Regions from separate parts of the Homo sapiens genome. Here regions 1, 3, 4, 5 and 6 are each linked to region 2. The links are chromatin loops, found by intact Hi-C in ENCODE. Cell type or tissue: heart left ventricle. All regions are shown on one strand. Each heading gives the region's core, and the rest is flanking DNA. Links, peaks and the distances in the headings are about the cores only.

Region 1 (5,236 bases), core at 520-4,519, 120 kb after region 2:
GGTTTTGTTTTTAACTTTAAAACCTAATTACTTTTGTGCCTCTCAGCCGTTGATTGTAACTTTAAAGTCCCATGGTTTTGGAGTGTTATTAATAGATTTTGTTATCGGTGGGCATGCACTGCAAGAATTAAGTATCTCAGACTGAAATAAAACCGTTCATAATTAAAGTATTATTTTGTTTTGCCAACATGAAAACTGTTATAAGGAAACAATTATGTAAAACTGTTTAATTCACGTTTGGGAATATTGAATGAATCCATTTTAACATAAGCACTGTGGTGCCATCTTTTTTCTCAGTACATTCTGTTTTCACTTTTCAGTTAATGCATTTTTTTTTTTAAAGATAACTCGCTGTTTCATTTTCTATGAATACTGTACAAAATAGGGAGGTATGGTCAGAACTCTGAATTGAATTACCCTAGTGTTGTGAGCACAGCATCATCACTAGAGTAATGTGCTCGGTGTTTGGAAGGAACCAGCGTGGATGGGCAAGAAGTTCTAACACTTTTGATTAAAAGTAACTTCCTGGCCGGGCGCGGTGGCTCACGCCTGTGATCCCAGCACTTTGGGAGGCCAAGACGGGCAGATCACGAGGTCAGGAGATCAAGACCATCCTGGATAACACGGTGAAACCCCGTCTCTACTAAAAATACAAAAATTAGCTGGGCGTGGTGGCGGGCGCCTATAGTCCCAGCTACTCAGGAGGCTGAGGCAGGAGAATGGTGTGAACCTGGGAGGTGGAGCTTGCAGTGAGCTGAGATTGCGCCACTGCACTCCTGCCTGGGCAACAGAGCAAGACTCTGTCTCAAAAAAAAAAAAAAAAAAGTAACTTCCTGGCTAGGCGCGGTGGCTCACACCTGTAATCCCAACAGTTTGGGAGGCCAAGGCAGGCAGATCACTTGAGTCCAGGAGTTCGAGACCAGCCTGGCCAACATGGTGAAACCCTGTCTCTGCTAAAAATACAACAATTAGCTAGGCATGGTGGCAGGCGCCTGTAATCCCAGCCACTCTGGAGACTGGGGCCAGAGAATCACTTGAACCTGGGAGGCAGAGGCTACAGTGAGCCGAGATCGCACCACCACAATCCAGCCTGGGCGACATTGGGAGACTCCATCTCAAAAAAAAAAAAAAAATCTTCCTTATGGTTAATTTATGTTCAAAGTCTATTTTTCTATTTTTTCTGTTACATGTGATCCAGAATATTAGTGATAAATTAAGAAAAAGCACCAACTTAAATGTGTTTTTGAATGTTTTATATTCTATAATTATCAATTTTCAACATTTATTTACTATTCCCCAAATAATTGTTACCAGGATAGTACTTTTATTAAATTCCTGATACGTTGTCAATATTGAAAAAACTCAACAACTTAAATGTACACGCACAGTTTGAAAAGCTGGAAAATAGTGAAAGAATATCCCCATACCCACCTTTCGTACCAGTCCCCAAACATCACGGTAAAGTTTACTGTCTCTTCCCAGCCCATGGACGGGAACGGGAACGCCTACGGAATATGTTGTGACATACAGTTGATCCTAGGTTCTCCAGAACAAAATGCTGCACGACCACCTCATCCTGGCCCTTTATTAAATATAGCTTAATTCTGGACACAAACAGTTCCCACCATGAAGAGAGAGTAGGTGACCGGAAAGGAGTGCGTCTTAAGCGCGTTCGCTGAATTTGCACCACCCAATCCAGCCCCGCCGCCCGGCGCCGCTCCTTAGACCTGGACCCCGGCACCCTCCCGCCGGGGCCGCACTTAGCAGTGGAAAGTCTGTCCTCCTGAAGAAGTTGCGCTCCGACCTCCAAGCATCAGGTCAAAAGTCTAACTCATTCTCTGACCTGCCGCCAATTAGAAAACAACTGTTGCCAATAAACGTGGTCGCGCCGCCTGTGACCTCAGCCGGGACGGACCCGCGGGCGGGAGCCTGCGGGGCGTGAGGCGGGGTGGGGCCCTGGCTCCCCTCCCCCGCCCAGCCGCGGCGTCTGACGTCCCGCGCGTCGGCGGCCGCGGAGCAGCGCAGGGAGCCAGGCGGGCTGCCGGCGGGTAAGGGCTTCTGCGACCCGGGGACCCGTGGGGCGTAGGCCGCGGAGGGAGAGCGCCGCTGCCTGGTCTGGAGAACCCCGCGGAGCTGGCCTGGCCCGACCCGGCCCGGCCCGGTCCGCGGCGCGGTGGTCGAGGGCCCGCGGCGCCTTCTGGGAGCGGGAGGGCCGGGAAGCCGGGCGTTGGTGGAGGGAGGCGTTGGGCTTCTGTCGCCGCGAAGCTGGCGGAAAAGGCAGTGGCCAGCGAGCCGCCTCGCCAGTTCCCACGACTCCCAGGGAGGTGGCGACACCCGCTTCCCGGGCCACCCTTTTCCCCTTCCTGACCGGGGTCCGTGCTTGCCTTCCCAGGTGGGGGAAGGTGGAACACTGTCCATCCCCTGGACAAAAACGCTGCGCCTCGGGGCCTTGAACCCGGTTTTGTTTGAAAGGAAGCAAGAGAAAATAAGTGTTTTTCCATTTAGGTGTGAAGAAAAAAATGACACTCCAATGGGCTGCAGTGGCAACCTTTCTTTATGCCGAAATAGGACTCATTTTAATCTTCTGCCTACCTTTTATTCCTCCTCAGAGGTAGGAAACCTTCAAATCGTTAACTAATAAATATTGGATCGCTCTTAATGTAAAATGGAAAAAGTTTTCTGAACATTAAAAAGTTTCGAAAGTCTTTGAAAATAAACTCACCTAACGAATTAGGTAGTATATAATGACAATATTAAAATAACATTTTATATAAAACTCTGTTACGTGTACAAGTGAAATAACTTTTTCTTCCCTTCTAAAAGAAAAGGCGCCTATACTTTTGATTCTGTTGATTACAGATATAATAAAGCAACGATTATACTTTTAACACCTGCCCTGCCTTGTCTCAGGTTTTACCTTTGTTTTATTGCCCTGAATTGGAGCCATGAACTAAATAAATATAAGTGGATAAATCATGTTTACAGTACAGCATGGGTGTAAAAGTGTTTCACTGAGGCACTGGAACAGCAATTTAGAAACCAAAGCCAATAAATTATTCTTAGTTTTCGCCTTTGTAACCGTTAGTTTCATTAATGACAATTTTACTACTTTTGATTTCACATAAAATTAATGAATGTATATTAAAAGTGCTGAATGTGAAAAGTATCACAACCATGTATTAGCATTAGTTCGTTAGTGACGGAACTTCTAAGGTCTTGAAGAACCAAGTACAGTGTTTCAAGCCAAGCAGTGGTTCATTTTACCCTTGCAGTAATCTACTTTTTAGTCGTTTAATTTTAGATCCAGAAATTTGATAGTATGAATGGGGAAATACACATGTAATAAAAATATTGCAAGATATTTGTTCATACTCCTGGCATAAAAGAAAGTATTTCATAAGTGAGATCCTAGAGATAACCCACTAAAGTGTATTAAAATCCCAGGACTGGGAGAAACTTCTTAAAGTTTCACCTTAGCTCAGGGTCCAGATAGTCTTTCACAACTCCTAACTTGCTCCTTACCTGCCTGGATTTCTGCTCTCTTCTGTCCTTCTCTATCAGCTAAGCTAAGCTCAGTAAGTTGTTTCTTACTAAAGAAAAAAAATTGAATCATACTGTAGGGTCTTTGATCTTATTTGATCCATTCCACCCATGTTCTATATATCACGTACTGAGACCCAGGAGGGCAAGTAGCCTACGGTTACCTAGCTGGTAAGTGACAGATTCTAGAAAAAAATCTGGCTCTTAGTCCAGTGTTCTTTCTACTCCATCATGCTGCCTCTCATCCTGTAGGTTTTGTTTCAAACTCAGTAACACCCTGTTTTGCTTTTTGGTAATATTTGCAATGATAGAATCCTATATACTCAAGAGAAAGAAAGATTTTGTATATAAACATCTAATTTATAGATAAGGCTTAAGGGTTTGCAAAGAAGGAAAAATTGTCAGTTGATCTTTACTCCATCAGAGTGATCTGTAACTTATGGATCAATATTTTTCTTCCTGCCAAATAAAAATTTTACCCATCCTGATCAAGTAGCTATTAGATAGATGTGTGTATATTTGCATATGATATATAAATGTGTTCTCATGTACAGATATAAAGAAAATACGGTATGTATGCACGCAGATCATTTACAATATGTCCTATGTGTGTATCCACATCTTTTTATCTTTTATATTTGTATCACCATAATCTTTAAAGAAAATATTTCATCATTTAGTCTCTATTATTTTCTTACATAACCCAGTGGTTAAAGGCACATGCTCAGAAATCAGGTCACCTATAACTGCATGTTACTAACCTTGGGCATGCTCTTGATCCTCTCTGATCTGTTTCCCCATCTGTAAAATGGAGGTAGTACTAGTGTCTACCCCTTACGGTAGTTGTTGTAATTAAATGAGATAAAACATGTAAAAGTACTTAGAACCATAATATAGTGAGAACACAATAGGTATTAGCTATGATAAGGTGCTCAACTGCTAGTTGTTCCCTATGAGAGATCTCTTACATTCCCTTTTACACCACACCAAACCTTGAAGAAATAAGTAAATTTACATTTGGACCTAGATCAAGGTATTACCACTTATGTTCTCTTAAAAATATAAAATTTTATATTGCATAATTTAAATATTGGCTGTATAAAATGCTTGGACTTGGAAGCAGAGACAAAATGAACCGATTCATCTGTATGAATCTCCCTCAACCCACCAATTTCAAGTAGTTACTTGAAGTTGTCCTAATCTTAAATCTTAAATGTGTCCTAATCTTAAAGTGAAACTGTTTTTTTCAAGTTGTAAGTGCTTGAAGCTATTTAAGTGCTTACTACATTTTTCTGCCTCCTTTCAACTAAAGTGTTACTCATTTAAATTGCCCTTGTACAAAGTTTGTTACCTTTCCTATTGCGTGATGGATTATTTTGCCACTTTGCCATTTATAACCCATGCTTTCTTACCACTGTCTTTGTTTATACTGTTCAATCCACCTAGACTATTTCCCCATCTCATTTCCTCTATGTTCACATCTTTATCTGTAGTAATTACATGGTTTTATATATATATATATAGTGTGTGTGTGAAAATTATCAAGCTACATATTTAAGATTTTTTCAATTTATGTGTATAATACCTGGGTAGTTTTTATAATTCCCTCATGGTTAAAGTAGAGAAACTTTTAGTTGGAGTATACGTTAAAATTGTACTATATAAAAATCAGTATGCAGAGTTAGACCCCACTCCT
Region 2 (5,236 bases), core at 419-4,418:
CAACTTTTAAATGTAAACTGATTATTCAAAAGATATATATTAAAACACAGAAGAAATAGAAAATATGAATCTATTATCTATTAAATTATTTGAATTTATAATTTAAAACTTTGAACAACATAAAACTTCTTGGCTCAAATGTCTTCTCTAGTGAATTTTATTAAACATTTAAGAAAGGACTAACTCTGATCTTACAAAAACATTTTCAAAATTGGAGAAAAAGAACATCTTTCAACTCACTGGAGTCCAGCATTGTCCTGATTCCAAAACCAGATCAAAATATTAAAATAAAAGAAAATGACAGACCAATAGGCCTTATGACTACATAGGCAAAAGATTTTTTAAAAATAATTGTTGATACAACCATGCAATATCTAAAAAGGTAGTACTATCAAAATAGGTTTATGTCAAAAATGCAAGGTTGGCTTAACATTAAAAAAACAAATCCATGTAATTTATCATGTTACTAGATTAAATGAGAAAAACCATATGAACCCTCATTAAATGGAAAAAATCTTAAATAATGTAATATGCATTCCTGATAAAAATTCTCAACAAAGAAGGAAACTTTATCAACCTGAAAAATGATATCCATAAAAACCGTATACCTAGCATCAAACCTAATAATGAAAGATTGAATACTTTCCCCCTGAAGACATGGAAAAAAGCAGTTATGTCTGCTCTCACCATTTCTACTCAATATTACTTGTGGTCTTGGCTACGGCAATAAGGCAAGACCAAAACAGATTTAAGATTGAAAAGGATGACATAAACCTTTGTTTATTCAAATATAATTCTGTAAGAAGGAAATCGTAAGGAATCAAGAAAAGAATAAATAAATGAGTTTGGCAAAATCATATGGTTTAAGTTCAATATTCAAAATTCAACAGTATTTCTTTATATAAACAAATCAAAATTTTAAAATATTGTTTGTAATAGTATCAAAAATGTTATGAGTCTAGCACTACCCAACTTGACAAAATATGTGTGAGACCTCTACACTGAAAATTACAAAATATTACCAAGAGAAATTAAAGCAACCTAAATAAGTGGAGAAATATACCATGTTTAAAGATCGGAGGACTCAATACAAAGGTGTGAATGTTCCCTAACAGATAGACAGGTTCATTGTGATATCAATTAAAATCCCAGCTTCCATATGAGATGCACAAAGCTGGACAGAACATAGCTCACACTGTAACTACAAAAAAGAACAAGGGAAAAACAAATGATCTACAAATAGAAACTTCTTGAACTCATCAGAGTGCTGCAGTTACTGGGAAACTAACCAATCCAAATTCTAATGAAAGGCAGGACACATGGGACGTGAGCACTTGAGTACCTGGGGAAGACAATACTAGACACCAGTAAGAATAATTCAGTCAAAACCGTTAATGAATTGCTAAAGGCTAAGTGTGTGTTCACAAGAAAATATAGAAGCCAGAGGATCTACAGACACAAAGGGAATTCATACCCATTCATGGACTTTTGCAAAGATCTCACCAGATGTTCACAGGCATACACAAAAAGACTGAGTGTATGGTGAAAGGCCTGACAAAGCATTTCTCATGGTGCAGGCTTGAGGGAAGCATGAAGCCACTGAGGGAAAGCATGAAGTCCAGGCTGGATCCTTTCTACCATCTTTAATATGGGGGGTAAGGGGTCAGAGGGGAGCCTTAAACCCCAGAGGGAAAGGCAACAACCCCAATATGCTTTGAGCACTGTTGAAAACACATTAGAACTAGGAGAAGAAAAATGCCTAAAAAAAAAAAAAAAAAAACTTTAGCCATGAAGGAGGAAAAGGAATTCATCCTACAAGTGGAAGCAGGGGTGGGACACTGATTGAAGTCCCTATTCCCAAAAACCAGGACACAATGATTGCCCAGACTATTATAGTGGATTTATTACCATATCTGATACAATAACGAATCCAGGTAGAAATGATGGCAATCTGGGAGGTACAGGTTTGAGTAAGCCAGACTGTCTGACTGGCAACTATAATTTGTTTTCACAATTTGCAGTCCCAAAGAAAAGTTGTTTTAAATCTGTTAGTCTTCTAACAGCAGACCTGAAGGTTAGGCTATTGGCAACAGGCCAGGAGCCAGTAAAAATATAAAAAGGTTAATCAAGGGGCATATTGGTCAAAGCTATAAGAATGGAGTGATGGAACACACTCTCACTTTTCTGTAGCTGGCACTGACCCTGAACAACTGCATCAGCTTTTAATTGGGCTGAACTGTAAGTGAAACAGGCCCAGGTATTTATAAGAAATTCCTTAAATCCAGGGCCGTAATGAGTCAATTGCTTTGCTTCAGGTGGCAAAGTGAGAAATAAGCTTTTCCCCAAAAGGGGTAGGTTCTACTTCATGGAACGCCAAAATGATACTAAGGCCAGGTCAGCTGCATCCCTTTTCAAAGCTGTATCTGCCTTTTCAAAAGAGATGCACTTGGTAGCTGGGTCAGGCAGGTGGCACTGCTGTACTGGGAAATGGTTGAGTTCTCCAGCAGTCATGGAGCCTTTAACCAAAGTTGTGATTTTCTTTTCTTCCCTCCTGGGATGATACATTATTTTTGCTGAATCACCCAGGGAGGGGAAAGGGGACAGGGGAACACCTCTTTACATGCAGCAGCCCATGAATAGGAGAATCTCCTCTAAATCTGTAAGTATTCATAGTGTAAGAACATAAAATTATCAATACTAATTATACATTTAGCAGAGGAACCCAAAACAATAGTACACTGAATAGGCCCAGAGGCTCCATCTACATTTTAGCTTTTTAAAATTTGAGTGTTTTACCCCCTGTAGGAACACAGACCAAGGAATTTAACATATGCACAAAAGGGACTACAGCCATAGCTGCCAGGAGACTACATTATTTCCTAACCAGGAGCATGGGGAAGACAAGGTAGCGGGGAAAATCTATTCTGCAGAGGACTGTGGTGGTGGGAAGGCTTTTCTTCTGCTTTGGTTTCTCACTCCAGGGTGACGCTGTGCTCCTGGAAGTGCTTGGGCCTAGGGGTCTCTAATTTGCCCCTGTGCATGCTGCTAGAACTCCACCCTGCAGTCCTCAGTGCCTTCAGCCTACCTTGACACCTACTGTGCTTTTTTCCCACAGGACCACGTAGGATGGCGAATTGAGCATCTCTATTCAACAGAGCTAAAAAAAAGTCTGAATTTCTCTCCCTCCCTAAGGTTCCCTACCATATTTGGCTTTTATCTTAAGCAGCTGAGGTTAGAATAGAGGGGGTAGAGAAAAATGGGAGTCCACAAAGTAAAAGAGCAGCTATGTACCAGTCAGCAAGACTGCATTTACATTCAATTTCAAGTGGCTGCCCACTCAGACTCCACAAATGAACTTATAATATACTTAGTCTACCCAAAGCTCCACATCCTCATTGCTGACATCTTTTATGTTAGCTCTCAGAAGCCCTTCATTCAGCAGCTACAGCCATACTGCCTTTTGCCTTAGGGCCCTGAGGCTTGCTGTTTTGTTGATATAATAATAATTTTTCCTCCTCCAGCCTAGAGAGTGAGCAATAACCAAGGCACTATTTGAGAAGCTTCATTCATTTCCACCCCTCACTGCTTAGCCTCAAAAAATTCATTAACAGGCAGGTCGTTAGGAGACTCTTACTCTGTACTACTACCCCACCACTTAAACAAGAGCATTCGCTACTGGTCTCATATCCTCTAAACCAGCCCATAAGAGCCCTGTCATTTCTCTTTCAGGAAACCTTATCTCTGTCAACATCATATGCTTGTAGCCAAAAATGTCAAAAATTGTTTAGGGTCTGGGATTCTACCCTATTTATAAGCTGTGAAGCTAGCCTGTTACTGTTTCATGGATGCTAACATAAGATGTAAGATGCCTGGGTCCGAACCAAAGAACTGTATTACCCATGATGCAGCAAGCAGTATGAGCATGATATCAGTGAAAATTCACCTTGCCCTCCAAGTCCCTGGCAAAGGGACTGTGGATGCTCTGTATACTACGGGTTTTTTCACAGCTGAAGAGCACTGAGCTTGGGAAAGTTGCCATTTTTATAACAAAGAAAAGCAAGTCTGCTTGCATTCTATTTGTCTAGGGTGTCATTACTTCATTCCTCAAGGTTGCTAGCTACAACCCCTTCCTGAGAAATGGATGGAGTAAAGGGTAGTTCTGTTAGGGCTTTGCATTCTCAGCATATCCGGCAAGAATGTTCAGGGATATTCAGGGCTTATGGGGATTGTTTCTCCCAACACACTCCCATTCAACCTAATACCAGAGGTCCTAGGCAGTACAAGAAGGCAAGAATATAAGTAAGTCTCACATGTTTCAGGAAAAAGTAAACTATCTCTATTTGCAGACAATTGTCTATATAGAAAATACCATGGAATTCACACAAAAAACTCCCAAGACTAATATATGAATTTAGTAAAGTTGCAGGATATGAGTTCAATATGATCCTAATTACATATACTAACAATAAACAATTGGATTTTTTTAAAAAATTAGGTGCTACTTCAACAGTACTGAAGAAATAATTAAATACAAATCTAACAAAATATGTGCAGGATCTGTAGGCCAAGAACTACAAAATATTGACGAAATAAATGTAAAATGCCCTAAAAATAGTAGAGATACTATGTTCATAAGTTAGAAGACTCAATACTGTTAAGATGTCATTTCTTTCCAAACTGATCTACAGATTCTCTGCAATACCAATCAAAATAACAGCAGGACTTTTTATAGATATTGCACCCCTAAACAGAGATCAGAAGGTAGGAGTAACTGAAGAAACACTGCTGAATATACCTGGCAGAAAGACACCAGTGATTACAGTCTTTAAGAATTATTAATTAAACTCTTAAAATGCATTCATTTTCCCAAATGGATGACTCAAGTAGTATAGTGGATGTTACTGAGTTTATAGTAGAACTACAGCCTATAGTAAAACTCTGCCATTCTCAGGCTCTTTATATAAAGAATGGCAGCCTTCTTACAAAAATGTTATGTATCTAACTAGTATCAATAACAGAGCACTAGATTGTAGACAGTCAGCTATGTCCCCCAGCACAGCATAAGAGTCATAACAGCACAAAACAGGGGACTTGACACAGCTTTGTTAAATATGTAATCTAGTTGATCAATGGACTTGGCCTCAGGACACAAAATTAATTTGATTCTGCATAACTTAAGAGTAAGAGAATTATGCAAAGAAAAAAAGGAAGCAAGAGAAAAGAGAAATCAATGGGG
Region 3 (5,089 bases), core at 1-4,000, 260 kb before region 2:
GGTGACAGGTGGAAGAAAATGAAGAATGAAGAGAGAAGAATGTACACATTAGAAGCAAAGGCTTTGGCTGAAGAACAGAAACGTTTAAATCCTGACTGTTGGAAGAGGAAAAGAACCAATTCAGTATGTTTCAATAAATAGTGTTTAAAATTATCTTGCCTTATCCGTGCAGGTGTACTGGCATGTTGGAGCAGTTGTTACAACCTTTAAGAGGTTGTGTTGATGCTGTCTCTAGCATTTTTATACTTCAAAACCTAATAATGTTATCACATCATCATATAAAGACTGCCTTTCCTCAAGGGTCATTTACTCTCATAGCATGGCAAGTCGAAATCTCAGGCAAACTTCAAAAGAATGTTTGTTCTAAACATTGAGTTGGAAAAATAATTTTGGAATGCAGTGTTTCTAGTTGGGTTGAAAGATAAGCATTATTAATCCATTAATATCACAGTAGAAAATTTCTCTAATAATTTTGGGATTGTCTCAACAGCTTTTTTTCCTTAATTGGTGAGGGACCAATAAGGCTGGAGGTGTTGGGGTATGTTAGCTGTCATTCATGGGGACTTGTGCCATTGGCACAGAATTTCTAGATTGAAAAATTTCAAGGAGGAGAAGAAATAGGCCCAGGAATGGTGGCAAACAAGTCTATATGATAAGCTATCTTGGATAGACTTGTTTCTTATAACTTTTCCATTACTAAACTAGCATCTTTTAGGTTCAGCGTTTTTAGATTAATTGCAAAAAAATTACATGTGATATAGTGGGGTCAATTTGAAGTATCATTGAAAGATGAAGGGAAGATATCAATATTTTTATAGTAGGAGGGCTGGCCAAAGATGTTTTAAATTCATTGTGTACATGTGCCTGTTTCTTAGTAAAATGCAGGTCATATCTGTTTAAATTTTTCACAATTTCTTTAAAAATAGTGGTCAGTCAGTAGTCAGATGAGAGGGTGGCTGAACTGAATTTTGGCAGTTCTTGGTTAATTTAGAATTTCATGTGTTCGGACTTTTCCTGTATCCCTTTTCTGTTCATCCTAGTCAATGTCTTATCATTGCATACATTTTCTGGATGCTTGAGCCATCAGATATCAGCTAGCTTTTTAAAATCACCTTTAAGAAAGCAGTATTTTCTAATAGTAAATTTATAAACATCTTATACATCTTAGCTTTCATATATAGGATTACTATGTATTGATTTGTAAACATTCACTGAGTTTAATTTTATTTCCACAGGGCTCACAACAACATTAAACCAGGATGCTTATGTTCTTAAGTCTATATTTGCATATACATTGACTCTTGATGGAAAGACTTAAGAAGATCAAGGTCTCACCATTTGTCCTCAATTCGTGTGACCATAAGATACTGATAGCATTGAGTCTTGAAATGATTTAATAATATGAGTGAGGATTTGCTTTCTCCATTAGAGCATTAAGCTAAAACTATCAACATTTTAAACCAAATTGCCTTATTTTTCTTCCAAACTTCATATATGTCTATCAGGTAATAATAGGCTTGAAAATTGATATCCTGTGGTGCTAAAGTACAGTAGAAAGAGAGGAGAAGTGTATACATGTTTTATTTTAAATTGTACGAAAGGGGAATTTAAAAAATATGTAACTGCTGTTTATACATTGGCTCCTTACTGCTTATTAATCTGTATTGTACACATGATGAAATGAAGCAGAAGCTGGGAGTCGGCCTTTCCTCTAGTAACCACCACATGGCTCAGCATCTGTGCCAAACATAGGCGCTCCTAGTCTGGTCAGTGCCAAGAGGCTACCAGAACATGGGGCAGGTGGCTGGTGTTGGTGTCCCAGCCTAAGAGCCACCTGCTGCAGTTACCATGGCATGCTGAGTTGATGCACCAGGTGGCAGCAGCCATCCGTTATTATTTCCAATGGAGACCTAGCCCAGGCCAAGGTAAAGTTAGTTAATAGCATTGGGATATAGTCACTGTAATGGTGCTATTAACAAACAGTCAACACCATTGTATTTTTTAACTTCGTGTTCTGTATCTCCTCAGCCATGTATCTTAAATATATTTTGTCATCATAATCTTTATGGTGGGGGCAGACTTTGCACTTACTGCAGTGCAACACTTGCACTTTAATTTTCCTCCAACTGTCTAAAATTAGAGCAAATACATTGGCAATACAGCTGCTTTTGCTCTGAGCTACAATCATGGCTTTTCATGTTACTTACCAAGTGGTGTTTCTGGTTAGGAATCACAGCTGTAAAATTGATTTCAGTTCATCACACTTCTTCATGATGTTGCCCCTAAATTTTGCACACTATATTCTTGTATATTATTTCAAATAAATGGAAAAAAAAGTTGCTTATCTCTGACGTCTACTGATTGATTGATTGATTGATTAATCTTGGCTGAATTTTATTTATGAGTTCTCAGAATAACAGGTTCAGGAGATGAGATGGAAAACATAAGGCAAATTCCTAACACTGCTAATTAGGAGGCTGCTGATAGGATTTTAAAAATTAAAAACAATGTTAATAGTGGAACAAGAGCCATCAGAAAATAAGGACTTAGATTATCTACTATTTATAGAGAATTGCTATACAATAAAAATTTTTATTTTTCACGTGGCATTTTTGTTACACGGTTAAACAGCCCAAAGGTCTGCTTTTAATAACATGACAAAGTGTAACAAAAGCCTTGCTTTATTTAAAGATCCAGTATGACATACTTAAAAAGGCCATTTAACCTTGTATCTTAGCTTGGGATGTGCCAGTGGTTCCTCAACTTTGTTGTCTATTGGAATCATTTTGGGGATTTTTTTTTTTTTTAATAGTGGTGTCTGTCAGGCTCCCACTCCTAGACATGTTAATTAATGTGGAGTGCAAGTTGGGCATCAGGATTTTAAAAAAATCCCCTGGTGATTGGTATGAATGTGCAGCCAAATTTGGAAACCACTGAGCTACATGCTTATTTAGTGAAGAAGGCAGGGTTGGGGGAAGCAGGGTACATGTTATAACTTGATCATATCCCTTTAAAAGAAGTGGGGACTTTGGGTTTATGTACCCATAGGAGGACTTGGTTATGGATGGGAAAGACATTTTAGCCTTGTACAAAAATCTGAAAGAGGAAAACATCTTTCTGGAAAAATCAGGTCCATGGAATTGAAAGGTGGTGATAACTCAACATTTTTTATGCTAAAGTATAAGTGCTAAAGAGGTAAATAAACGTCGATAGGAAATACCGAACAATCAATTACATTCTTAAAATAGTAGATAGTAGCAGTCTTTTGGAGTATGTGTTTAACTGCCAACTATGAATGGGTTAGCACAAAGTGGAGATGAACAAAGATTTCATGTCATTACTGAAGAGCAGACATAGCCTTTTGAAGCAGCTGAACCATTATGGGATAAACTGGTGCAAATTCTTTGCCTTCTCTACTTCTCACTGATTGAACATAAGCTTCCAGGGCTCCCCTGAAAACCAAAATGAAAACAATGTCAAAATATTAGATAAATCACATAAAACAGTTAAGGGGATACCAATATATAAAAATTATTAGTAAGCTCATTTCTGGAACTGTTAATGCTCGGTTTCACAAGCCAAGTGACCAACAGCCTTCACTCAGTTACTGGTAGTGTTACTATGGTTACTACGGTTACTACGTTTAGTGTGAAAAACTATAACCATGTTTTCAGTCTGCATTGTTCTTAGTGGTCTAGTCATATACTCGGAGTCCTCTGGCTGTGTAAATATGTTCTCAATTTCCCTTTTCCCTGCTTCCCTACTGAAGACACCGGCAACGGAATGGGCATTTGTGCCTACTCCCAGAGCTCACGAGGGGCATCCTGCGCCTCTGAAAGGCACGCTCAAGAGTACAAGGGGATGGGGCCCTTTGGCACATTCGGTAACACCAGTAGATGCATTATATTCCTGTTATTTGATGAACTATGAACAACCAACAACTAGAATAAGTGCTCTTGGGCTGTAATGGCAAAATACATGATCGGGAAGCAGTCTGAATTTAATCAAGGGGATGTACCATTCCATTGTTTATGATTATGATCTCATGGATTAGGTTGGGGGTTAGCAAACTGCCTGCAGGCTGAATCTAGCCTGATGCTTGTTCATTTATATATTGTCTGTGGCTGCTTTCACACAATGGCAGAGTTGAATAGTTGAGGCAGAGACCATGTGGCCTGCAAAGTCTGAAATATATCTGGCCCTTCTTTTACAGAAAAAGTTCGTCAGTCCCTGAACCAGATCGTCTGTTTAAGTGGAGCTAAAAAGAATGGCTACGAGATTAATTTTTAATTATTGGTCTATTTAAGTACCAGGTACACAAATACATTTTTGTCATATTTTCTTCAAAATTTCAGTTTGAGATTGGAGCATTTGTATAAAGATGTAAGTTAATACCATTACTCAGCTCACATACGATAGCACTTAAGTGGTTTTCTTTTGCTCTCAAATACTGAAAATACTAATCTAATTGGGTTTGTTCAAGATTTTTCATTGAATTGTGGGGAAAACATTTCCCCAGAGTCTGGCTATCACTGATCAGTTTGTAGTGCCCTTCATCCCACAAGCCACTGTCATACGTAAAGGGATTTCAAATCTCTTAAGTTCCAGCCCTCGACCTCCCCCTCCTGATCTCTGCTTCTTCCTGTCCTCTGGACAGTTTTATCTGACTTGCTTCCAGGTAGCCTCAAACTCATTTGTCAAAAAATTGGGGCAGCGTTCTGCCCGCCTTCCCTTATTTCAACAAAGGGCACCATCAACTTAAGGTCTCTTAGTTCTTTTCCCCTCCTACACCGAAACAATTACCAAATCCTATTAATTTGCTACACACATTTCCACATCCAGTCCCTCCTCTCCCCTTCGCTTCACTTTGAACCCTTGCTATCTTGTGCCCTAATGATTGCTGTAGCCTCTTAAGGTGGTGAGCATCCTACTGCTGTTTCTCCCCTGTTCTGGTCAGTCTTCCATATTATAGCAAGAGATTTCCCCTGAAGTATTACAGCACTTGCCGTGCCCTGTTCTTTATAGGAAATCTGGAAAGGTCTGACTTCTGTATCAACAGCCTTGACTTAGCAGGATCCAGCATTGTGGA
Region 4 (5,236 bases), core at 531-4,530, 410 kb after region 2:
ACTCACAAAGACCGGAGGTCCTACAAGAAGGGGAGACTGGCTTCTTGATCCCAGGCTGGATACTAGCTGTGCAGCCAAATGTGCGGCTGTGGGTGGAAAGTTAGCTGAGCATATTTAGGAGAGATTGATGAGTGTCCCCGAGGGTGAGGGATTTTTCTATATCCATGAAGACTGCTGTCAAGTTCTTGTCTGGAGATCTGCAGAGAGTGAGGGTTTCTTGGAGTAGCCCTTTGAATAAAGAAAAATGAAAGAAAAGGTAAGGGGGCATCCTCAGGCCAGTTCCAGTGGCCCTAGGACAGCAAAGAGATGAACTGGCATGTATAAAAAAACATACCCCGCACCTCCATCATACCTGCTCCTGCTCCTGTACTCCATTGTGGGTGAAAGGCATCACCAGAAACCAAGTATCCTAAGTCAGGAAACTGAAGGTCATTTTTGTCTTTCTCTTTCTCTCTCTCTCTCTCTCTTTTGAGACAGGGTCTTATTCTGTCACCCAGGCTGGAGTGCAGTGGTATGATCATAGCTCACTACAGCCTCGGCCTCCTGGGCTCCGTCAATCCTCCCATTTCAGCCTCCTGAGTAGCTGAGATCACAGGCATCCATCACTACACCCAGCTAATTTTTTGAAAAATTATTTTGTAGAGATGGGTATAGTGGGGTGCGGGGGGTGGTCTCCCTATGTTGCCCAGACTGGTCTTGAATGCCTGGGCTCAAGTCATCCTCCTGCCTTGGCCTCCAAGAGTGCTGGGATTACAGGCATGAGCCACTGTGCCCAGCCATCTTTATCTTTCTCTTTTTTATCCCCTACATCTAGTAAACCACTAGCCTTTTAACTGTGCATTCTTTACTGCCTCTTCAATTTCTTTTCTTCCCTCCACCTCTATGAACGTAGTTCAGGAATGTATCACTTGTTGCTTGGGTTACTTCAAGAAGTCTCTTTTCTAAGATAAGGAAAGCCTAGACTTTAATGCTACACTTTTGAGAGGGTGATGAGAAGACATTCCTTGTTTCTTTTTTACCCCAAACCAGGGAAAACTAGGCAATGAGGATATTACAGATCTCCCCAAACCAACAAACAGAAAATCTGCTTCCTTTGAACCAATACTCCTTTGAGCAGACCCTGACTTAGCTATCTCTTTTTTTTTTTTGGAGACAGAGTCTCACTCTGTCGCCCAGGCTGGAGTGCAATGGTGAAATCTCAGCTCACCGCAAGCTCCGCCTCCTGGGTTCAAGGGATTCTCCTGCCTCAGCCTCCTGAGTAGCTGGGACTACAGGCACGCACTACCACACCTGGCTAATTTTTGTATTTTTAGTAGAGATGGGGATTCACCATGTTGGTCAGGCTGGTCTTCAACTCCTGACCTTGTGATCCGCCCACCTGGGCCTCCCAAAGTGCTGGGATTACAGGCGTGAGCCACCATGCCCGGCCTATCTTTCCTTTTACCACCAAACATCATGTTTACATTTTCTGCCTATATTTCCTTATCACTCTGCTTTCAATCCCTTAAATTATGGCTTCTTTTTAACTGAAATTGGTTCACAAAGTTCATTCACTAATGCCAATGTACTGATTTAGGCATTTTTCTGTTACAGGCAATAGAAATTCTAACCAAAATTAGATTAAGCAAAAAGGAGAAGGTATCAGCTCATATAACTGGGGAGTCCAGAAACAGAAATAAGGACAGGCACAACATCATCCAGGACTCCGTATCACTGTGATGCCATTTCTCTCCTTGATTACCTCTAATTCCTTAGAGTTTGCTCCATCATAGGACCACGCATGGAGGCAAGGCAGTTGCAATGGCTTCAGTTTCTATATCCACTCAGATGGACATCTCAAAGGAACAAGGGTGTGTTTCATTCTTTCTCATTCTGTCCTAAGTCCCTAAACCGATTCCTGTGGCCATGGGAATGTGTTGCTCTGATTGGCCAGGCTTGAGTCACATCTCTACAGGGCAGACATGTCCAATAGAAATATAAGGGGAGCCATAAATGTGAGGCACAGATATAAGCCACATATGTAATCTTACATTTTCTGGTAGCCACACTTTAAAAAGTGAAAAAAAAGGTGAAATTAAATATAATGATACATTCTATTTAACCTAGTATATCCAAAATGTTATTCTTTCAGCATGTAATCAACATAAATGATGATTAAAATGTTTTATATCATTTCTTGTACCAAGTCATCAAAACTCATCATTTTAACAAGGCTTCCAACTGATGATGTGTTGGGGGGTGGAGGGCCTGTGAGACATACTTTGAGAAACACTAACCTACACTTTCATTTTTTCTGTGTTCCCAAAATTACCTTTAGAGTGCTCAGAGTACTGAGACATCTGCTGAAATATGCTGGAGCAATCCAGAGTGAAGCAGGGTTGTTACTGGATAGAGCAAGATAGGATCAGAGACGTTTAATATTGCTGCCATGTTGCCGCCATCTATTGGTTGTGTCACATATTACAGGTTCATAACCGAAAAAATGAAGCTGGTCATTTGTGGGCCCCTTTATACTTCTGGCAAGACACCTCCTCAACTGCATCCTGAAATGACTTTTCTTTAGAATTCTTATTTATTACAGAATACAGAAAAATCTTAATAGTTGTGCATTATGGATTATCAGGCCTACGTCTAACAGAATGTTGTTGTTGTTGTCAGCTACAGAACAGATAGATTTCCTTTAAATATAACCCTATTATCCTGTCAGCAATCCACTGTAAGTGACCTTGGTTTCTGTTTCTGCAGATTTTCTTCACCTTCTGAAGGCATTGACCAGAGAAAATTTCTTAACATCTCTGAGCCTTAGTTCCTTCAGCTATAAAATATAGGATAATAATGCTACCTTCTTCATAGCGTTATTGTGAAGATTAAATTGCATAGTGTTTATAAATTATTTGGCACAGTGCCTGATGTATATAAAGAACGCTGTCAATGTTATTGTTAAGAAGAATAACAAGTCTTAATGGAAATTTGAACAGTGACTGGAAATTTGATAACATTATGGAATTAAATTTTATTTTGTTTTTTTTAAATCCTTATATTAAAAAAATCCTTATCCTTTACAGATACACACTGAACTAGTTATAGGTGAAATTATATGACTACTGGGATTTGTCTCAAAATAAAATGGAAGGGAAGTGAGCAGTAAAGCAATATTGGCTATAATCTGATCATGGTTTAAACTCAGTGAAGGATTTATGAAGGTTTATTATGCTACTTTGTTTTGTGTATGTTTGAAATTTTCCATAAAATTTAAGCAAACAAACAAAATTGCCAGGCGCAATGGCTCACGCCTGTAATCCCAGTACTTTGGGAGGCCGAGGAGGGCGGATCACCTGAGGTCAGGAGTTCAAGACCAGCCTGGCCATCATAGTGAAATCCCGTCTCTACCAAAAATACAAAAATTAGCCGGGTGCTGTGGTGCGTGCCTGCCTGTAGTCCCAGCTACTTGGGAGGCTGAGGCAGGAAATTGCTTAAACCCAGGAGGCGGAAGTTGCAGTGAGCCGAGATTATATCACTGCACTCCAGCCTGGGTGACAGAGCAAGACTCCATCTCAGAAAAAAAAAAAAAAAAAATTAAAAAAAAAAAGAACAATATGTTTTTATATTCTTCACAGCAGCATGTATAATGCTGGACATACTGTGGGTACTACATGTTGATTTGTTGATTAATTGCTACCATGGGATAGAATTTTGTCATCTTGGGGAGAACAACTTAAAAGATGAACTTAAAAGAATTGACTTCACATGCCTCCAGAAAAAAATTAGATGGGAACACGTTTTAGCTTAACATGCTAAAGGTGATTTTGTCAGAAAAATCATGATGAAGTGTATCACTGTTGGCATAGCAAAAATTGGCAATTCTCTAAGAGATGCAGAAAGGAAGAATTGTAGAGATTATGTCTTTCAGCATCTATCTTCTTGACTTAAGTAAATAAATAAGAAATACCTACTTCGTTTGTGGATAGGAATCAAAGAAATATCCCATCTGTGGCAGATAATAATTATGTTCTTTGTTATAGCATATCAGAGAACCCATCCGTAATAGTATTGGTAGGGATAGCTATATTTGTATGGTAGTTACAGCTCTTGCATTCAAACTTCATCTAATCCCATTACATCTAGTTGATTCTTTTTTTTTTTTTTTTTTTTTTTTTTGAGATGGAGTCTTGCTCTGTCACCCAGGCTGGAGTGCAGTGGTGCAATCTCAGCTCACTGTAACCTCTGCCTCCCGGATTCAAGCAATTCTCCTGTCTCAGCCTCCCGAGTAGCTGGGATTACAGGTGCATACCACCACACCCAGCTAATCTTTGTATTTTTAGTAGAGACGGGGTTTCACTATGTTGGCCTGGCTGGTCTTGAACTCCTGACCTCGTGATCCACCCCCCTCAGCTTCCCAAAGTACTGGAATTACAAGCGTGAGCCACCGTGCCTGGCCACATCTAGTTCATTCTTAAACCCGCCCGTATGTACCTCTTTATACCCTGTCATGTGAAGAGCAAACTCCAGTTCCTCTCTGCCTAATAGATTTTCTAATGCCCTACCACAATTTTCTCCTACATTATTTCATGCTCTTTTAATCCTTGGATATAGCAATAACTTTTCCACTTCAATGTGGATTTATTCACAGATCTTGAGTGTTTGGGTCATTTCACTTCTTGTTTTGTTTCTTAATTCTTTCTTAACTTGAAATATTAAATGAAATGTGTTGAAAGAGATAAGTATTTTCCCTCAAGTACCATTTCCACCTGAAGGGGTTTAAATTCTGTGAGAACAAAGACCATGGAGAGGAAATCCTTCATAAGCTGGCAGAAAGTGGCCTTTAAGAGATACACTCCAGTTCTCCCGTTCCTCTTATCTCAGTCTCAGTTAGAGAGAGAAAGGAAGCGAGAAGGCATCTATGGGTTTCAGAGGCATTTAGATTTTTTTCAATTGATTGAACAGATCAACAGTATAATTGTGTTGGTTCAAGTCCCGTAAAAATGGTTAGAGGCAGAGAGTCATTTTATAAAAAGAGTGAGGGACTTGGGATCAGAAATTCTGAATATGAGTTCTGTCTTAATCACTTGTCAGACTTGTAAGCTTCGACCAGCAACTCAATCATATTAAAGCAGTAGTTTCATGCTTTATTATCAGAAGTAATGATAATAATAATATCGATGTCAGGATTACTACTATGTAGACCAGTACTGGTAATGTCTGTGACAGAATTCTATAAAATGTAAAGTGCAATTAA
Region 5 (5,236 bases), core at 786-4,785, 240 kb before region 2:
AAACACAATGGGAAAAGGACAGCCTCTCCAATAAAGGGTGTTGGGACAACTGGATATCCATCTAAAGAAGAATAATTTGGACCCTTAGGTCATACCATATAAAAAATCAATTCAAAAACGGATAAAAGTCAAGGTGTGGTCTTGAAAGGACTTGAAACTGTAAAAAAAACTAGAAGAAAGAAAACATAGGGGGAAACTTCCATGACACTGGTCTGGGAGGTAACTTTTTGGATTTGATCCCAAAAGCTGAGACAATAAAAGAAAAAATAGACAAATGGGATTACATTAAAGTAAAAAGCTTCTGCACAGCAAAAGAAATAATGAGAATAAAAAGACAACTAATAGATTAGAAGAAAGCCATACATCTGATAAGAAGCTAACATTCAAAATCTATACGGAACACAAAAATGGCAAGAAAACTACCCAATTTAAAAATGTGCAAAAAACCTGAATAGATGTTTCTCAAAAAAAGTCATATAAATGACCAACAGATATATGAAAAAATGCTCAACATCACTAATCATAAGGAAAATGCAAATTAAAACCACAATGAGATATCACCTCATGCCTGTCAGAATGACTATTATTTAAAAAAATGAAAGATTGTGGTGAGAGTGTGGGGGAAAAGGGAACCCTTGTACACTGTTGGTGGGAATGTAAATTAATACAACCATTTTGGAAAACTGTATGGCAGTTCCTCAAAAAACTAAAAATAGAATTACAATATGACTTAGCAACCCCACTTGAGTACATATCCTAAAGACTTGAAATTGGCATGTTGAACAGATAGCGCACTTCATGCTCAATGCAGCATTATTTACGATAGCCAAGTTATGGAATCAATCTAAGTGTCTATCAATGGATGAGTAGATAAAGAAAATATGACATATATACAAAATAGAGTACTATTCAGCCTTCAAAAAGAAGCAAATCCTGTCATTCGACAACACGGATGAGCCTGGAGGACATTACGTTAAGCTAAATAAACCAGACACAGAAACACAAATACCACATGGTCTCACTTATTTGTGGGATCTTAAACAATAGAACTCATAGAGGCAGAGAACAGAATGGTAGTTACCAGAGGCTAAGGGGGGAGGAAATGGGGAGGTTTTAGTTAAAGGGTACAAAGTTACAGTTAGACAGGAGGAAGATGGTTTTTGAAATCTATTGCACAACATGACGACTATAGTTGGTAGGAATGCATAGTACATTTCAAAATTGCTAATAGAATAAATTTCAAATGTTCTTATCATTAAAAATGCTAAGTGTTTGAGGTGATGTTTTAGTTTGAATTAATCATCCCACACGGTACACATATAATATCACTTTGTACCCCATAAGTGTATACAATAAACAAATATATGTTAACTCATTTATTCTTCTAAAAATCCTATGAGTTAGGTACTATTACATCCCCATTTTACAGATGGGTAAACAGAGGCATAGAGAAATCCAGTAAAAGCTAGAAGTGGCAAAGCAAGGATTCAAACCCAGACAGCCTGGCTCTTAATTCTGCAATGCAGCCTCTTTTAGAATATCAGCTGTAGCAACTACTCATCCTATTTCTAGAACAGCTATGCTGATTCACAGAATCAGTATATACAGAAACAAAGACCTCTAGAGAAAGCACAATTTTGAACTGTCAACAACTTGTACAGAAAAACCTATCTGAGAAAACTAATGTGTACAGGATCATCATTTGAAGGTCACACAATTATCACCTCTCTGGGTACTCCAAATTCTATCTTTGGGTCAAAATGGACCTCTAGTCACTTAGCTACTTGAAGCATATAATCACAATCTCTTTCGGAATTATTTTCACATGGTGTGACCTTAAGTTCCTCTGGGGTAATGGGTGGTGTTGTCTTAAAGGCCTCTGGAAACTGACTCTGGGTTGGAATGATGACGAGGCTATGCCTCAGCTCTGCTCTCCATAGACTGGTTACTATTTGTCCCCAACAGAAAAAGCTAAAATATCTTGCAGCCCTATGGTCCCTGGATGCTGAGCAACTGACATTCCCAGACAGCTCCCTAAACTCCAAATCCAGCCCATGATTCTAACCTGCTCATTGTGACGAGGCTGCTCTCGTGTTTGAGCTATTGCAGGGAAAAAGTGTAATAAGAAGTCCCTCCACCGGGTCACAAGTTCATATTGTAGGTCTGGTGTGCCCAGGCCCTGAAAGGGGACTTTGAGGGATGCAAAGGATAGCGGGACTCATGCCTTCTTTTTTTTTTTTTTTTTTTTTTGAGGCAGTCTCGCTTTGTCGCCCAGGCTGGAATGCAGTGGTGCAATCTTGGCTCACTGCAACCTCTGCCTCCCAGGTTCAAGCGATTCTCCTGCCTCAGCTTCCCAAGTAGCTGATGACAGGCGCCTGCCATCACACCCAGCTAATTTTTGTATTTTTAGTAGAGATGGGGGTTTCACGATGTTGGTCAGGCTGGTCTCAAATTCCTGACCTCAAGTGATCTGTGTGCCTTGGCCTCCCAAAGTGCTGGAATTACAGGCATGAGCCACTGCACCTGGCTTCATGCCCTCACTTCTGTCCTGCTGTCCCTGGTTGTCGTGTTCAGCAGTACATTGGTCCTGTGAGTTTTCCCTTTCTCCATTAGAGCCCATTCTTTGCTCATGCCATGTGATAGAGTAGGGTTCATCTTGAACCCTAGTTTACGATGTGAGAAGACCCCAGGGGTGGGGGTGGGGTTCAGCCCTATATGACAGTCCTTGATTGTTAACGAACAGCAGCCATATGGAATCCTATACTACCTCTACAACAGGAAGGTGATCAAGAATTTTGGTCCTCCCATCTCTTAGTACTTCCCGTATGAAGCTCTCTGTATAAAAGTCCTTATAAGTACTTTAGAATTAAGTGCCAAGAAATGCTTAACTTTCTTGGCCAGGTGTGGTGGCTCACACCTGTAATCCCAGCACTTTGGGAGGCCGAGGCAGGCAGATCATGAGGTCAGGAGATTGAGACCATCCTGGCTAACATGGTGAAATCCCATCTTTACTAAAAATACAAAAAAATTAGCCGGGCATGGTAGCGTGTGCCTGTAGTCCCAGCCACTCGGGAGGCTGAGGCAGGAGAATGGCGTGAACCTGGGAGGCAGAGCTTGCAGTGAGCCGGGATCATGCCACTGCACTCCAGCCTGGGTGACAGAGTGAGACTCCGTCTCAAAAAAAAAAAAAAAAAGAGATGCTTAACTTTCTCTTAGGAATTGATACATTTTCTTCCTTCTGATAATGAGAATCAGATAGCTGATTCTGTTTCTCTCTTATCTTTGGCTTCATGAAGTTTAAAGCCAAGTTTGAAACTTATCTATAGCAATTTAAGTTAGTTTTATGGTTCGAATATTTACATTTTTCTTTTTTTCTTCCAATATATTCTTGACGCAAACTGTAAATGATACAAGGAAGGAAAGAAGGGCAGAAGGGGAAGGACAAGGACGGAGACAGACGAGGAGAGGGAAACAACCTGAACAGTACATGCGCATAACAGCATGTCTAGCAGCCCAGCCCACACAGAGGTTTCTGGCTGAGATGCCTGTCTAAGCCAGGCCTGGTAAGAACCAGCTCATTTTAAAATGGAATCTTCTGGGTAATCACCTGTCCCCCCCTTTTTTTTTTTTGAGATGGAGTCTCGCTCTGTCGCCCAGGCTGGAGTGCAATGGCATTATCTCGGCTCACTGCAACCTCTGCCTCCTGGGCTCAAGTGATTCTCCTGCCTCAGCCTTCTGAGGTGGCTTACAGGATTACAGGGGCGCATGGCACTATGCCCAGCTAATTTTTGTATTTTTAGTAGAGACAGGATTTCACTATGCTGGCCAGGCTGGTCTCAAACTCCTAACCTCGTGATCCGCCCACCTCGGCCTTCCAAAGTGCTGGGATTACAGGCGTGAGCCACCACGCCCAGCCTCACCTGTCCCTTTTAACAGGACTGTCAAAAAATCCATGAAAAGCAAAACTAGATTTGACTCTGTATTGTGCATCACTGTCATAATTACCTGTAAACATCAAACAGACATTTTGTTTTGGGTGCTTGTTTTAAGAAGCTGAAAGAACATAGCTTGAGCACTCCCTTCTCCCTGATTCCAGGTGGAATTTTAAACACTAGCAAGTTAAAAAATAAATAACCATCTAAAGTGCTTTATGAAACAAAAAGAAATAAGGTGTTATAAAATGCAGATACACCAAATGCCACAATATCATTCTTAGAGCATAATATTCTAAATATAGCAGCACTTTCAAGGGTGAACTTTACAGGCAGAAGGTAGTGTCAATTTGTCAACTATTAGGTCTCATTAAAAAAAAACTGCATTTCTACTCAGCAAGATTCACATTTAAACGATTCATAGCTATGCAGCTGTCAGTCTTCTGACAGCTTGTTAAGGCCAATCATGAAGTAAAGTAAGGCAAAAATCCTGCTGCTCCTGTGTCCACATCTAACATCAGTGGTATCCTGAGACAGATATAGGCATCATTCTCTTCCATGCCACTTGCCATCACCCCATCTTGACCTCCTCTTGCTGAAGGGCCTGGGAAGGCAGCAAGACCACTAAGTATGCGTACTGAGGTCTGGAAGCAGCACAGAAATGAAAGAGTGGGAGAAGGAACATGATTCCCTTTGTGGGGCAGGGCACAGGTGGCCATGCTCTCTGCACAGGACACAATGAGGGCCTCTGAGAGAGAAGAGAAAGTGTTGGAGGCCTGTAGAAGGTGAGCATTTCTATGGAGATTCTTTAGGGAGGCCTAGTTTGTGGCACGAGGGGCCATGTGGGTCCCAGGAGAGAATGAAGCAGGAGGCTGATTTGGGTTCAAAGTAGAGAGGTTAAAAATGTCCCTGTCTCAGTCTAGATTGTCTATACCAGCAGACCAGGTAGGAAAGGAGGCAGGGATTTGGGCTGACATTCTCTAAGAATAAAAGCATACATTTGGCTGAGTGTTCCTTGTGTACTGTCTGGGAGCCTGAATGCAACAGAAGACAGTGAGATGAGGCATTTCAGCAGCAGGAGGTGGCCACTAAAGTGGGGAGTTTAGATTCTCTTTAAAATTTTCTGATTTTCCTGGATGATACACGTAAGCATTCAAATCCTGTTCCGGGACCATTCAGATAGAAAACAAACAGAAACTTCTGGAATAAGATGTGGGGTATGGTGGTTACAAGCACAGGCTTTGGAATCAGGCAGCCTGGGTCTAAAATGTGACTCCCAGATTCTCCCACTTTGCTGCTGTGGG
Region 6 (5,236 bases), core at 707-4,706, 260 kb after region 2:
CAGACTGTGAGGGGAGGAAGAGGGAAGAATTGAGATAATCTCTGTTTTTGAATTCTGGATTGAGTAACTAAGTGGATGGTGCTGATAATTACTGAAATATGGGAGACTTGAAGAGGGTCAGTTCACAAGCATTGGCAGCTCCATAATTTCTGTTTAGGGAGGCTTATGGGTGGCCAGCTAGTTGGAAGTGGGGGCTAAAATAGATGTATTTAAAATATGTGTTTGCATAGCATTTATATTAGTCAGGATAGGTTTAATTATACTACAGTAACCTAACACATTCATACCTCAGAACTAAAAAGAGCAAAAACTTTAGTGACTTATACAAGAAAAGTCTGGGGTGGTTTTTTCTTGCTGAATGTTTGCTGTGGGTCAAGGCAATTTTTTTTTCCATGTGATGACTTAGCATTCTAGGCAGCTTTGATCTTAGACATCTATTATCTCAACACAGGATCACCTTTCTTGAAGGCAAGGAAGAACAAAACAAAACAATAAAAGCAAGAATTGTGAACCTGCTTCAAATATTTCCACCCAGAAGCAACATGTAACTTTCACTCACATTTCGGTGGCCAAAGTAAAAAAAGCGGGCAAATATAATACTTCCAAATGTCTAAGAAGGGAAGGAGAGCTAAAAATATTGGTGACCACTGATACTATGTTCTTTTTTGAGAAAGGATCTCCCTCTGTTGCCCAGGCTGGAGCTCAGTAGCACAATTACAGCTCACTGCAGCCTTGACATCTCGGGCTCAAGTGAACCTACCACTCAGCTTCCTGAATAGCTGGGACCACAGACTTGCCACACTATGCCGGGCTAATTTTTGTATTATTTGTTTTATAGAGAGAGGTTCTTGCTATATTGCCCAGGCTGGTCTCAAACTCCTGGTGCTCAAGGGATCCTCCCACACACATACATACTTAAAGAGTAGAACTAGTAATGAAAGAAGAATTGAAAATGTACAAGAGGGAATAGATAACTGATGGTGTGTGGACAAAAGACAAGAGGGGATCTAACTTGTATAGGATGAATACTCCCCTTTCTCTGGGATGAAAGGAATTTAGGATGGGATGGGAGTTGGGGGTCAGGAAGTTGAAGGAATGGTTCTGCCACAGGCCTCTCTTTTATTTCTTTCTAAGACAGAAAGGCCAGGACAGATCGACTTCCCAAAATGCTCTTTTCAACTTCTACCCAATTTAATTATGTTCCAATTTGCTTACATCTCCTCTTCACTTTTACCCTTTTATGCTTTTTTTCTGTCAACTTCTCCCCGTCTGGGATCCATCTCCAGCCCCTAGGTCTTCAGCCGATTTAGAGTATTACCATGGCCAGTCTTCTGGGATCACCTTGCCCTTTGATACCCAAATGACAAAACAGTCCATCCTATGTAGGAATTCCAGGCTTTTATTCAATTTCTTTATTAATGAGTGCATTCACATGTTTAAAAGTTTGTCACCTTAATTCTATAACTCAGTTTCAACTGGTATAATAATACATCTCAAAGATGGACACAGCCTTACCTCCCTTAAACATAACTAGGATATGTTTAATAAGATTTTGCTTGAAGGCTTAGGGATAACAGAAAGGAGTCAAGACAGAAAAGTTGAAAAGTATTATAACTCAAATGTCTAGCCCATTTTGTTCTTGCTTTACTAAGAGTTTCTCAGATATCAGAAAAACATCCAATTACAAAAGGATTGTGGATATTTACTTGTCATGTAGAAAAACTGCCTAAAAACCTTATTTGAACTCTTGCTCTTCCAACCAAGTTCTTGTCCCTGTGTCAGCTGTCTACTCCCCTCCCTACTGCCCACAAAGAGTTTCCTTCCACAGAATGTTAGGTACAAAATCTCTGACCTTCAACAGGGTTCTTCTCCAAATCACACCCTGCTACAACATAAGTAGGAGGAATATATTTCTGCAAAACAAAAGCTCCAGTTGTTAGCCAAACCTGACCCTAATTACACTCCTGAGATGGTGAGGTTTAGTATCGTACCATCATACCCAGCTACAGAAAACGAGAGTTTCTCAAAGTTCGTCTGCTGATCCCTGCATCAGAATCTCCTGGGGCCTGGGAATCACAAATCAGAACATGTTTGCTTGTAAGACATCCATTAGGTAATTATTTGGGAGGAAATATCTAGTTTTGGGGCCACAATATATTTATATATCTCTCTCTATATATTGCATTATTGCCATTGCAATAATGCAAAATATTTTACATCTCTTCATGACTTCCAAACTTTTGGTGAAACGTATGTGGGAGACTTTATTTACCTGTGACTGGTGCCACCTAGTGGACACCATCTCCTAAAACGGTTTCTGTCTAGGATTTTTATCTACCTGTCAAATTTGAGGATGATGAAGACAAAGACGAAGATGACTCACAGTCATTAAGTGCTTATTATTTGTTAGGCATTGTGAAAGTTGTGATGCTAGTTATTTAAATTCTTTGGCTAATTTATTTTTTATTTACTTACTTATTATTATTTTTAGGGTCAGGATCTTGCTCTGTTGCCCAGGCAAGAGTGCAGTGGCACAATCACAGTTCACTGCAGCGTCAAACTCCTGGGCTCCAGCAATTGTCCCACCACAGCATCCCAAAGCATTGGGATTACAGGTGTGAGCCACCACACCTGGCCTCACTGGCTAATGTAATTTCCACAAAAACACTACAGGTGGGAACAGGTATCCTCATTTTACAGATAATGGAAATTGAGAAAAAGAAAGGTTAAGTGAATTGCCTAAGGAAGGCCACTCGGGAAGTAAACTGCTGAGTTAAATTCCAGAGCCCAAATCCTTTAACTACTATTCTAAAACACTGAGTCAATTCTACAATTAAAGAAATCAGTACAATTTCTTTTGATAAGTGAATGTTGATGGTGTGGTTTAACACCCTAGAGATAGCTGAAAAAGATTTAAATGTTAACAGGGTCCAAGGAAGCAGGTAGATTGTTCCCTGGGGCATTAATAAAGGGCCAAATAAATGTCCTGAATTGGACACTGGGCAGACAAGATTCATTCTGAATTCCTTTAGGTTAAGGAGAACTAGGCTATCATTTGTATTGCCTCTTATTGCAGGAGATAAGCAAACAGTAACAATAAATAGAATAGCTAAAGTTAGGTGAAGACTGACACTCTCCTCCCCATATAGCAAATTAGATAGAGAGCTCACACTCTGTTCCAACAATCTGGAGTGTTTATTCCTAACAAAGAAAGAGTATATTATTCTCTAGCCTCTCAGTGAGAGATTCACTGCAATTAAGTACCAATCTTTTCTCTTTCTAGTATATTTTATTTTCATGGTACTGTAAAGGATCTTCTGTGCAACTCAGGGAAATTAGGTCATTCCCAGGTATATTAGTCAGCTTGGGCTGCCATAACAAAATGCCATAGACTGGGTGGTGGAAATAGCAGAAATTTATTTTCTCATAGTTCTGGAGGCTGGAAGTCAGATCAGGGTGCTGGCATGACTGGGTTTTGGTGAGACCTCCCTCCTTGGCTTGCAGACAGCAGCCTTCTTGCAGTGTGGCTCACAAGACCTTTCCTCGGGGCAGGCACATGCAAGCTCTCTGGTGTTTCTTCCTATAAGGAAACTAATCCCATCATGAGGGCCCAATCTTCATGACCTCATCTAATGCTAATTACCTCCCAAAGGCCCCATACCCAAATACCATCACTGAGGGTTACAGCATCCACATGAAATTGGGGGAGGATACACTCCATAATATTCTGCCCCCTGGTCCCCCAAAATTCATGTCTTTACTGCATGCAAAATACATTCATTTCATCCCAACAATCCCCAAAAGTCTTATTGCAGGATCAATTCTGAAATCTAAAGTAAAAAGTCTCATTTAAATATCTAAACCAGGTACAGATAAGATTCATCCTGAGGCAAAATTCCTCTCCAGCTATGAACTTGTGAAACCAGACAAGTTACGTGCTTCCAAAATAAAATGGTGAGACAGGCATAGAATACACATCCCCGTTCAAAAATAAAGAAATAGGAGAGAAGGAAGGAGTGATGGGTCCCAAGCAAGTCCAAAACTTAGCAAGGCAAATTCTGTTATATCTTAAGCCTGGAGGAAATTCCTCTTTGGCTCAAATCTCGGTCTTCCAGACTCATTGAGGTAGTAGCATTACCCCCACTGCTAATGTGTGGCCACAAACATGAAGCTTTGCTGGGCAGAGACCTTTGAAACCAAGGTGGAGGCAGTCTTGCCCTACGCCATCCCCCTGGGCCCATGCACTCTTAGCCTGTGGTAGGAGTGGCAGTCCTGATGATCTCTCAATTGCCTTTGGGGTCCTTTTGTCCTTTTCCTGAAGAGTAGCTCACTTTCACAGCTGAATAGCTCTATGGTCCTGTCCTGTAAAATCCAAGAAGTCAGTCATACCTCCCACTGCCTTCCCCTCCCCTCCCCTCCCCTTTCCTTGACAAGATCTGGCTCCGTTGCCCAGGCTGCAGTGAAGTGGCATGATCATGGCTCACTGCAGCCTCAACTTCCTAGGCACAAGCAATCCTCCTGCCTCAGCTCCCCCAAGTAGCTGGGACTACAGGTGCATGCCACCATGCCTGGCAATTTTTTTTTGGTATTTTTTGTAGAGACAGGGTTTCACCATGTTGCCCACACTGGTCTCAAACTCCTGAGCTCAAGTGATCCACCTGCCTCAGCCTCTCAAAGTGCTAGGATACAGGTGTGAGCCACTGCACCGGGCCCTCTCTTTCTTTGTCCCCTTTAGTTCAAACAGATGGTGTCTCTGCTGGTATAATCCCATCTCTATGCCTGCTTTCTGTTGAAATGGCTGATTGTGTTCACGAACTGCACTCATGATCTTTTTATCAAATGGATGTTCATCCACACCCTTAGTATTCTTTTCAGGACAAGCTTTCTCATTTTTTGCAATATGGATAGGCTGATAATTTTCTCAAATCTTCAAGCTCTGGTTCCCTTTTGCTTAATTCCTTCTTCAATTCATCTCTTTCATTTCACATTTTGCTATAAGCACTCAGGAGGAACCAAGCTACTCCTCGGACACTTTGCTTAGTAAAATATCCAATTCAGCCTCACAAGTTCTACCTTCCACAAAATACTAGAACACAGTCCAGCTAAATTCTTTGCTACTTTATATCAAAGATCACCTTTCCTCCAATTAATATATTCTTCCAATGACTTGTTCTTCATTTCTGTCTGAGACCTCCCCAGAATTGCCCTTAATGGTCATATTTCTAGTATGCATCTC

The links. Hi-C counts contacts between places; a loop is a spot of excess contacts. Peaks named below come from ENCODE experiments on the same cell type or tissue, not always from the same donor. Only the 100,000 strongest peaks of a DNase experiment are listed, where the experiment ranks them.
Region 1: a loop joins it to region 2, with 2.3 times the contacts of the local background. A loop is called at or near these places in 25 of 110 quality-filtered maps.
Region 3: it touches region 2 in a loop (9-fold over the local background); 29 of 110 quality-filtered maps call a loop at or near these places.
Region 4: a loop joins it to region 2, with 11 times the contacts of the local background. A loop is called at or near these places in 67 of 110 quality-filtered maps.
Region 5: a loop joins it to region 2, with 4 times the contacts of the local background. A loop is called at or near these places in 3 of 110 quality-filtered maps.
Region 6: it touches region 2 in a loop (11-fold over the local background); 100 of 110 quality-filtered maps call a loop at or near these places.

Annotation. Positions count from the first base shown.
Region 1 is chr7:107,578,254-107,583,489 of GRCh38, forward strand. It overlaps DUS4L-BCAP29 (DUS4L-BCAP29 readthrough), which reads left to right. Exons shown (of 13, transcript NR_163941.2): 7 at 2,506-2,611. It overlaps BCAP29 (B cell receptor associated protein 29), which reads left to right and starts at 1,993. Exons shown (of 8, transcript NM_018844.4): 1 at 1,993-2,048; 2 at 2,506-2,611. The coding sequence starts at 2,520. It overlaps DUS4L (dihydrouridine synthase 4 like), which reads left to right. Exons shown (of 8, transcript NM_181581.3): 8 at 1-270. RefSeq lists a silencer at 1,851-2,340 and an enhancer at 2,431-2,500. In heart left ventricle, for the core only: CTCF peaks have their summits at 2,307 and 2,509; DNase peaks (open chromatin) are centred at 1,988 and 2,128; H3K4me3 peaks cover 3,669 bases; H3K27ac peaks cover 2,636 bases.
Region 2 is chr7:107,460,851-107,466,086 of GRCh38, forward strand. The region is part of intron 6 of COG5 (component of oligomeric golgi complex 5); the gene reads right to left. Among named protein-coding and RNA genes, the nearest start is that of GPR22, 6.6 kb to the right of the region's middle. In heart left ventricle, for the core only: a CTCF peak has its summit at 2,462; a DNase peak (open chromatin) is centred at 2,461; H3K27ac peaks cover 623 bases.
Region 3 is chr7:107,200,179-107,205,267 of GRCh38, forward strand. It overlaps HBP1 (HMG-box transcription factor 1), which reads left to right. Exons shown (of 11, transcript NM_012257.4): 10 at 1-123; 11 at 1,236-2,344. The coding sequence ends at 1,253. COG5 (component of oligomeric golgi complex 5) reads right to left here. Exons shown (of 22, transcript NM_006348.5): 22 at 1,194-3,452. The coding sequence ends at 3,338. LOC124901720 (a long non-coding RNA gene) reads left to right here and starts at 3,452. Exons shown (of 2, transcript XR_007060471.1): 1 at 3,452-4,313. In heart left ventricle, for the core only: a CTCF peak has its summit at 1,851 (motif pointing right); a DNase peak (open chromatin) is centred at 1,843; H3K27ac peaks cover 514 bases.
Region 4 is chr7:107,872,380-107,877,615 of GRCh38, forward strand. It overlaps LOC105375445 (a long non-coding RNA gene), which reads right to left and starts at 1,856. Exons shown (of 3, transcript XR_927851.2): 1 at 1,742-1,856; 2 at 7-228. In heart left ventricle, for the core only: a CTCF peak has its summit at 2,445 (motif pointing left); no DNase peak of the experiment used is centred there.
Region 5 is chr7:107,218,588-107,223,823 of GRCh38, forward strand. The region is part of intron 19 of COG5 (component of oligomeric golgi complex 5); the gene reads right to left. It overlaps LOC124901721 (a long non-coding RNA gene), which reads left to right and starts at 3,475. Exons shown (of 3, transcript XR_007060472.1): 1 at 3,475-3,563. In heart left ventricle, for the core only: no CTCF peak of the experiment used is centred there; a DNase peak (open chromatin) is centred at 2,400; H3K27ac peaks cover 3,885 bases.
Region 6 is chr7:107,723,037-107,728,272 of GRCh38, forward strand. No RefSeq gene overlaps it. Among named protein-coding and RNA genes, the nearest start is that of CBLL1, 18 kb to the right of the region's middle. In heart left ventricle, for the core only: CTCF peaks have their summits at 2,287 (motif pointing left) and 2,489; no DNase peak of the experiment used is centred there.